Regions from separate parts of the Homo sapiens genome. Here region 2 is linked to region 1. Evidence: chromatin contacts called from ENCODE Hi-C or POLR2A ChIA-PET data. All regions are on one chromosome and are shown on one strand. The core of a region is the stretch at or near the end of the contact, and the rest is flanking DNA. Distances in the headings are between cores, read along the strand shown.

Evidence for each region. Hi-C counts contacts between places; a loop is a spot of excess contacts on that map. ChIA-PET counts read pairs that join two places held with the same protein, here RNA polymerase II (POLR2A). Pooled maps may share reads with other maps.
Region 2: a loop to region 1 is called in a pooled map, with 3 times the contacts of the local background. The contact joins the promoter of AKAP8L here to the promoter of ZNF791 in region 1. A Hi-C loop is called at or near these places in 1 of 50 pooled maps. POLR2A ChIA-PET finds 5 or more read pairs at or near these places in 3 of 52 experiments (CD4-positive, alpha-beta T cell, Caco-2 and H1).

What each region holds. Positions count from the first base shown.
Region 1 is chr19:12,608,851-12,613,009 of GRCh38, forward strand. It overlaps ZNF791 (zinc finger protein 791), which reads left to right and starts at 2,070. Exons shown (of 4, transcript NM_153358.3): 1 at 2,070-2,232. The coding sequence starts at 2,230. It overlaps ZNF490 (zinc finger protein 490), which reads right to left and starts at 1,963. Exons shown (of 5, transcript NM_020714.3): 1 at 1,714-1,963; 2 at 308-352. The coding sequence starts at 1,830. RefSeq lists enhancers at 1,632-1,851, 2,182-2,241, 3,967-4,036 and a silencer at 1,982-2,041.
Region 2 is chr19:15,416,568-15,420,726 of GRCh38, forward strand. It overlaps AKAP8L (A-kinase anchoring protein 8 like), which reads right to left and starts at 2,421. Exons shown (of 14, transcript NM_014371.4): 1 at 2,344-2,421. The coding sequence starts at 2,356. It overlaps WIZ (WIZ zinc finger), which reads right to left. Exons shown (of 13, transcript NM_001371589.1): 13 at 3,411-4,159.

The sequences.
Region 1 (4,159 bases), core at 820-3,319:
CCTCCTACCTCAGTCTCCCAAAGTGCCAGGATTACAGGCATGAGCCACTGCACCCAGCCCAAATGTGATATTCCAAAGGATGCAGGTGGCTGTGTTGGGATGGCCAATGAAGGTAAGGGACAATGGAAGTACAGGGTGAGGGCAATGAACAGGACATACCTGAGAGCCTGGTTATTGGCCTTGACTATGGGAGTGCCTTCACAAAGACCCGAAAGACCCCCCCACAAAGAGGTCATAGAAGGACAGACCCAAATGGTCATTATAAACAAGGAAGGTAGCCACGCTGACAGGTAGCGATCTCACTTACAGTTTGAGTCTTGATGCTTTGTCCATGGTGTTCACTGTTCTGCATCTAATTAGAAACAAGAGGATGCATTTTGTGAGTTTCAGCAATTTAGAACTAAACATGACCTTTGACAGCCTTGGAAGCATTGTTCCCCCTGCATCTACCTGTACACACAGAGCTACCAGAAGGGTGGATCATGGGAGTTTTCAAGATTACACTGTCTCCTCTATAATGGGAAAAATGAAATATGTTTCTACTTTAAAAAAAAAATTTAGAGACAGTCTCTCTCTCTCCCAGGCTGGAATGCAGTGGCACAATCTTGGCTCACTGTAACCTCAAACTCTTAGCCTTGAGATCCTTCTGCCTCAGCCTCCGAAGGAGCTAGGACTACAGGTGAACACCATACCCAGCTAATTTTTAAAAATTTTTTGAGAAATGGGGTCTCGCTATGTTGCCCAGGCTGGTTTTGGGCTCTTGGTCTTTCCAAGTTCTGTAGGGACACTTTAGAAAACTTATTTGAGATAAATTTCCTTCCACTTTACAGCAACACGGATGGAACTGGAGGCCATTATCCTAAGTGCGATGATGCAAAAACAGAAAGTCAAAAACTGCATCTTCTTACATATAAGTGGGAGCTAAACAATGGGTAAACATGGACATACAGAATGGAATAATAGACACTGGAGATGCCAATAGGTTGGACAGAGAGGGGGGATGAGGGATGAAATATTACCTATTGGGTACAATATACACTCTTTGGGTGATGGGTGCACTAAAAGCCAGACTTCGCCACTATGAAATATATCCACGTAACACAAGTGCATTTGTAACCATAAATCTACAAAAATAAAAATAAAAATGAAAAGCAATAAAAACATGCTTAAACTAAAAACAAACAAACAAAAAAACAACGAAAACAAACCATTTCCTTCCAGAGTAAAACGCAGTTTACTGAGCACGTCTCATAGATCGTGATTGGTCTGAAGAGTCCCTGTGCCCAGGTTAGGGTTGCAATTTACCACCCGAGCCAAGTGCTCGGGTGTCCTACGGATTGTTTTTTCTTTCTTTCCTTTTTTTTTTTTTCTTGGGATGGGTTCTGGCCATGTTGCCCAGACTGAACTCAAACTCCTGGAGTCAAGCGATCCACCCGCCTCAGCCCACCCACCCCCCGACCTCCCCCACCGCCCCCACCACGCAGTAGCTGGGACTACGGGTGTGCGCCACCAAGCCCTGCCTTGGGGTTCCTTTTCTAAAGTGCCAAATGTGTGGAGGTGGGGAAAAGAAAGGTGGACGCCTCAACGCTGTTATGGTCAAAGATTAAAATGCAACCACACTTTTTATTACACATGATGGGGTAACCGTCTGTTTATAAACAAGGGTCACTATTCCACGAGAGGCCTTACAACATTATGCCAAGCCCCTGGTACCTGGAGGACATCAGACCCTCCTGTTCCTGTGCGGCCTTGACTAGACGACCACTTGCTCTGGACTTGCTCCTCGAGGGGTCGCTCCATCTGGAAACTGAGACTGGAATTCCTGCGCATCCCTGTCCCCGCATCCAGAAACACTGCAGGAAGACTTCCGTGTCCGACCCGAGATCCGGAACAATTTCTGCTTCAACACAATTGTCCACGGAGGGCACCAGTTCCGTCCCACCGGCGGAAGCGAGATCTGCCTAGCTACTAGACCTGCTGCCTAGCTGTCATTCGGACAAAAAGGGGCGGGGCTGTATAATTGTCCAATCAGGGGCGGCGCCGGAAAGGAGGGTACGGCTACGCTGCGCAAATGCGTGCTACGTCACTGTGCGATCGGGTTGTGCTTAGCTTGGGGTCTCCTGGCCCCTTGACGCGTCAGGTTGCTGTACCCCTGCATCGGATGCGCTGTACCCTGCGCTGGCTCCGTGAACCTTAGGGACAACACCGGGACACCCGCGAGGCCGGAAAATGGTGAGTGTGCAGGGCCGGACTAGTTGGAACCGGCCGTGATCGCGGGACCCGGGCCTCCCCACGGTCACCTCCGGCCGCAGTGTGGGGCTGGGCTGGCAGCTGGAACTCCAAGCGTCCTGTCCCGTCCCTGCGCGGCGACTGCGGTCCCAGCCCCGGAGCCCTCTCTGGACAACTCCGCGCCCGCAGCCCCGCGTCTTTCCCAGATCGTGCAGGGACCACGGGAGGGTCCTGGGGAGAATCCCGCCTTGTGTGTTTGGTTTGTGTGGGAGGAGCTACAGTCTGGGGTTCCCAGTCCCTTCTTTCTTCCCAAAGGCTGTTTCCCCCTGAGTCTTCCAAAGATGTTGGAAGCAGAGTCTCAAATCCACTACCCTGTCCCCCCAGCCTAGCTCCTCCCACGGCGGGCCATTAATCCCTAGATTTCCGGATCCCTCCCCGAATTCCCAAACGCCTACTTCCGCTCGCCAGTGGAAAACATCGTCACCAACTCTTTGTCCTGTGTGGTGCATTTCAAACACACGCAGTATTTTAATAATCTTTTTTCCAATAGATGCCTCTTTTAAACGATTTATTTCTTGTTTGTGGATATTTTACATCAGAGAAAAATCAGAAAAATTATTCACTTGGAACTAATCTGCATAAAATGCTGTGGCCCTCATCCTGGTACCTTTCCAGGGCACAGACATCCTATGGGAACTCCTTTGCGTTGAGGTTCCTTTTTGTAAACTTTCCTGGGTAATCTATCTTTTCAGCACAGTTTCAGATTGGCACTGTCCCGCCTTGGGTTTATGACCTTGAAAAGATTTATTCACTCGAATGTCATTTTTCCAATAAATATAAAATATATGTTATCAGAAGAACTTGAGAGACAGTACAAAATATTTCCAAAGGGCAAAAAAGAAATGAATCTCAGAAAACAAAAAACATCCCAATATTACATTTGTTAAAAATTCTTTGTTCTTTCCCTGAGCACATGGAATATGTTTCTCAGGTCTGTTCTTTTAGTTTGATGTTTCAGATGGTATTCCAGGACTTAAACTTGCAACATCTAGAAGCATTCAGATAGAAGTAATACTTTTGTAAACTATTTATTGCCATGGAAATAATTAACTGACATTATTATTTTCTTTTTTTTTTTTTTAACAGATGGGGTCTGGCTGTGTTGCTCAGGCTGATCTTGAACTCCTGGGCTCAAGCGATCCTCCACCCTCAGCATCCCAAAGTGCTAGGATTCCAGGCATGAGCTACTATTACCGGCCCAACATTCTCATTTTCTGAAAGCAATAGTGGGTTTTCTTGTTAAATGGCTTAAAATTTTCTTGCTTCCTTCCTTTATTTATTTATTTATTTATTTATTTATTATTTATTTACTTTTTTTTTTGAGACGGAGTCTAGCTTTCTCGCCAGGCTGGAGTGCAGTGACACGATCTCAGCTCACTGCAACCTCTGCCTCTCGGGTTCAAGCGATTCTCCTGCCTCAACCTCCCAAGTAGCTGGGATTACAGGCACAAGCTACCACGCCCAGCTAATTTTTGTATTTTTTTTTTTTTTTTTTAGTAGAGAGTGTTTCACTATGTTTCCCAGGATGGTCTCAATCTCCTGATCTCCTGACCTCATGATCCTCCCGCCTTGGCCTCCCAAAATGCTGGGATTACAGGCATGAGCCACCACGCCAGGCCTTTTGCTTCCTTTATACGTAAACACTGTGTTTAAGTAATTCTGCTGGATTTTTTTTTTTTTTTTTTTTTTTAAAGACCAAGTCTTGCTCTTTTGCCCAGGCTGGAGTGCAGTGGCACAATTTTGGCTTACTGCAACCTCCGCACTTGGAAGCTGAGGAGCCACAGGCAGATGCTGTTAGGGGAAGAGGGGAGGATGTCTGAGGTTTTAATTGTGGTTTCCTTGGGTGTGTTTTTAGACATTACATTTGAGT
Region 2 (4,159 bases), core at 1,171-3,670, 2.8 Mb after region 1:
CACATAGAGATCCTAAATGTAACCTCATGATATTCCAAGCTAGAACCACCCAGTGAAATCACCTATCCATTCCAAACATAAAGAAACTGTGTGAGACAATAAATGTTTCTATGACAAGTACAGTAGCATTTCAGACCTTTGTTTGAGGGCCTGATTCTGGATATTTCTGTGCTGTTTACCACTGCTCTCCTCTTCCCCTCTCAGTGCTAGAGATGCAGCTTCCTTTCCCACGTATAAATAAGGTAACAGGGTTCAAAAGCAGGGCGAGTTAATAAAAAGATTTATCAGTCACCTTTTATGTTTAATAATGCTAACATTTGCTTCGAGGCCTCTAGGACTTACCCTTAAAGCTATTAGTTGTCTGAAATGTGAATTAAAATGCCTTTGACTTTAGTGCCCTACTTCTTAAATAAGGGGAAGACTCACATTGTAAATTACTGTGGTTTTCAGTTTATCAAGATAAAGGAAAAACTAATCATTACTTTTTTAGCTTGGCTATCTCAGTGCCCACCCAAACCCAGAACTACAGCCTACAAGACCTAGAGCTGGAATTCAGGTTTGGTCATTAGTGACCTTGTATCTCAGTTTCCTCATCTATTAAAAAAAAGAGCTCCATTACTCAGCTACCCCACAGCACCCAACCATTCATCTTCTGGTTTCTTCAAGAGTCCTGTTTTTAAAAACCATGAAACTGTCTTCCAGTTCTTGGTAAGACTTGGTGAGAATTATATTCCAATCCCAGGGATGTCAGTAACAACCCCATAGTCTTTCCTCCTGAACTAGGAAAGCTACAGAAAGGCTCTGGCAGAGCTGCCCAACTTGGGCACTACTGATGTTTGACGCCAGATACTTCTTTGCGGTAGGTGTCATTGTGTATACCGTAGCAGGGCAGCATCCCAAACCTCCATCCACTAGATACCAGCAGCACTCCCACTCCCATATGTGACAACCAAAAATGTCTCCAGACATTGCCAGATGTCATCTGGGGCAGAATCACCCCTGGATGAGAACCCACTGGGCTGGGGGATGGTTGCTAGAAAAACTGGGGTTCTTGGAAAGCTCCTGACCTGGCAGCCAGGGTAGAGGGGACTGGCACTACCTTCTTGCCTATGCCAACATAAAGTGGTCTACAAAGGAGCCCCACAGACTCACGTTGCATTCTCAGTTCTCAAAATTCCAAGTAGAATGCAGGTTACCTGGCAACCACACACGCTCAAGCCTATAATACCCTCACCAAACAGGGAGGCCTAGTGTAAGTCTCCTGGCCGAGAAGCCTCATCAGTCACTGCCAAGGCAAACCCAGGAGGCCTTGGCAATTCACCCAGTGATGATTTACAGTCGCCCAAGCATATTGCGGGGGGCGGAGAGGGGCTCTCGGATCTGTCACCCACTCTCCCTTTCAAATCCCATTGGCCTCCCACTGGCCTCCCTGGCTGATCTTCTAACAAGCCAGGCAGTTCCTGCCCGTAAGCCTTTTACAGCAAAAGCTCCCTGGGCCAGATATCTTTATTCGCTCCCTCCATTTAGGTCTCTGCTCAAATGTCACCTCTTTACAGAAGGCTCCAACCACTCCACGTAGTGGAGCGACCCCCGCACGGTACTGACCACCCTAAAATATATCCTACACTCGCTTATTTGCCTATTAAGATCCTCGCCTCTAAGCTGCTTGAGGAATTCTTGTCTGTATTCCCAATACCCAGTCTGTACCGGACACGGTTCATTTGACAGACGCAGAGGGAATTAACATGGAACCTTGTCATTCCTTGCAGTTCAGCCCCTAGGGGCCCAAGGCTCCCCGCTCAGCCCAAACCCTTCCAATATTTACTTATCCCCCTAGGGCCTGGCGCCTTTCCCAGTTCTGAAATAGACAAAAGGGGGTGGTGGGTGGGATCGGGATGGGGGTGTAGAGCTGCGGCGTTTTTGCAGAGAAACTGCGCGGGGGAGGACGCGACAATGGCGACGGCAGCCGAGCCTGCTGCCTGCTCGCAAGGACCAAGGCCTGAGAAAGGGAAACCTAAGGCGTCGAGGTCCAGGAGCGCAGGCCAGGGACGGAGGTGGTGGGGGCGGAGACCTCGTGCGCTGAGGCCCGGACCCACGGACACAGGCGACAGAAGCCAAGACATCAGGCGGCCGGGAGCCGGGACGCCGGCTGCAGACACAGAGAGCTGAGGCAACGAGGCGTGAGGGCAGCGACCCTGAGGCGACGGGCCAGCGGCGCCATTTTGTGACCGCAGGGAAGGCAGTGACGGGGCCCCAGGGGAGGTGCGGGCAAGCCTGGTGCGGCATCCGCACGTCCCTGTCCCATCCCCCACGCAGAGCCCGACCCCACCCTGCCAGGCCCACCTGTGTAGCTCATGGTGGCGGGCAACACAACATCCGACGACGCCGGCTTCTGCTGCTCTGAACATCCGACGCTGCGATAGCTGCTGCTAACCACAGGGTCCCCTCCACACACACCCGAGCCCCGCCTCCCGACCGCATTGGCTCATACCGGCCTCGGCTTCACGTCTATTGGAAGGAACCGCTGTCTATCTCTATGCCTCCTCATATCAGTGGCTGGAAGCTGCTGGCAATCTCGTGAGAGCCCCGCCTTGTCCCCGCCTTCTGTTATTCTAAGGCCTCAGTGATTGGCCTACAGAAGCCGGCAGAGAGGCGGAGTCCTATAGAATTTGAGGGGGCGGAGCTGTGCACTACGGAAAGGCCCAAGGCCCAAGCATGGTCGGGCTGGAGGAGCGCCCGTACCCTGGAGACCCGCCAGAGGGAGTCGGGTCTACGGCTCAGGGCAGGGCTGGGATGCCAACTCCGCCACCGAGGTGCTGGGTAGGGGACCTAGCTAAGTCTCTCAAATTCTCTGGCCTTCGGCTCCAAAACAAGCATAGCAAAGCCATGTTGAGAAGAGAAAATTAAAACAGCACCAAACAAGATGCTGGACACACGTTTCAACATTACGTGACAAAGTGTGTGTAAAGAAATCATTCTGGTGCCAGTGCACTGAATAAATGTGATTAATCGTAACAAAACGATAATATATTTATATGGCATATGCTTATATGTGTAATAATTCCGTTTGTATTGTGTGTCATTCGAATGCTCCTTCAAACCTGCAAAAAGCTTTTAATCCTCACTTAAAACTGAAGCTTGGAACTCATGATTTGCTCAAGGTCCTTGACAGTTACGTGTTAAAATGGGAGCTTTGCTTCTAAAACCCTCCTGATTCACTCTGGGCTCGAGAGATCCTGCAATAGTGCAGCCGGGCACCAGTCATGTCCTCAGTCTGTTTCCTGGGCATATGGAAACCCTGCCAGGGACAACTCATAATTTCTAGAGATGACAGAGCTGCACCGAAGAGTACTTAACACGTGTGTTTGTGAAAACTCATTAAGCTGCGCAATTACGACTTCTACGCTTCGTGTGTTTTAAAACTTTTTTTAAGGTATGCTGTTTCTTTTTGATATTGTTGATTTCTTTAGGTGTAATAGTGGCATTTACAACGTTGAGAGAAACATACTGAAATACTAAGAAGTTAACTGATCTTATGGCCAGGATGTGCTTCACACAATTCAGACAGGTAGAGAGAGGAGGAGGAAGCAAGGAGCTATAAGATAAATCTCTGACAGCTGAAGACATTGGTCATGGGTTGGTGATGGATAGATGAGAGTCCATTTTACTGTTTGCTCTACTTTTGTATAGTTGGAATTCTCCATGATAAACTGTTTTAATAAAACTCCCCCCACCCAAATGAGGCTTCTGCAGAACTTGCTGCCATACGGAACAAAGCCACTTCTGATGTGTTAAGTGAGCAAACTCCAAACATGAAGCAGAGATCTGACGGATAAGCACTCTGGCTTCGGGGTTCATCTCCCCATCAGCCTCAGGGATGCCTGCCTGTCTTCCAAACCAAGGCAGGGCCCCAGGACACGTCTTCTGCGCCCTGCAGGTTCGTTCCTTCATCGCACTTGCCACAGTCATCATTGTACCGATTTGATTTCGTTCACATCCAACACCCTCAGAGACCACGGCTCAAAAGCTGAGACTTTGCTGCCTGAGGTGTATTGAAGTGGCTTGAGCAGAGAAGAGCAATGCTCAGAAAGTTTTAGGAAAACATCCCCCTGCAAGAACTGGAGGTGACTCTTCCAAGGACACACATGACCCTCACTTC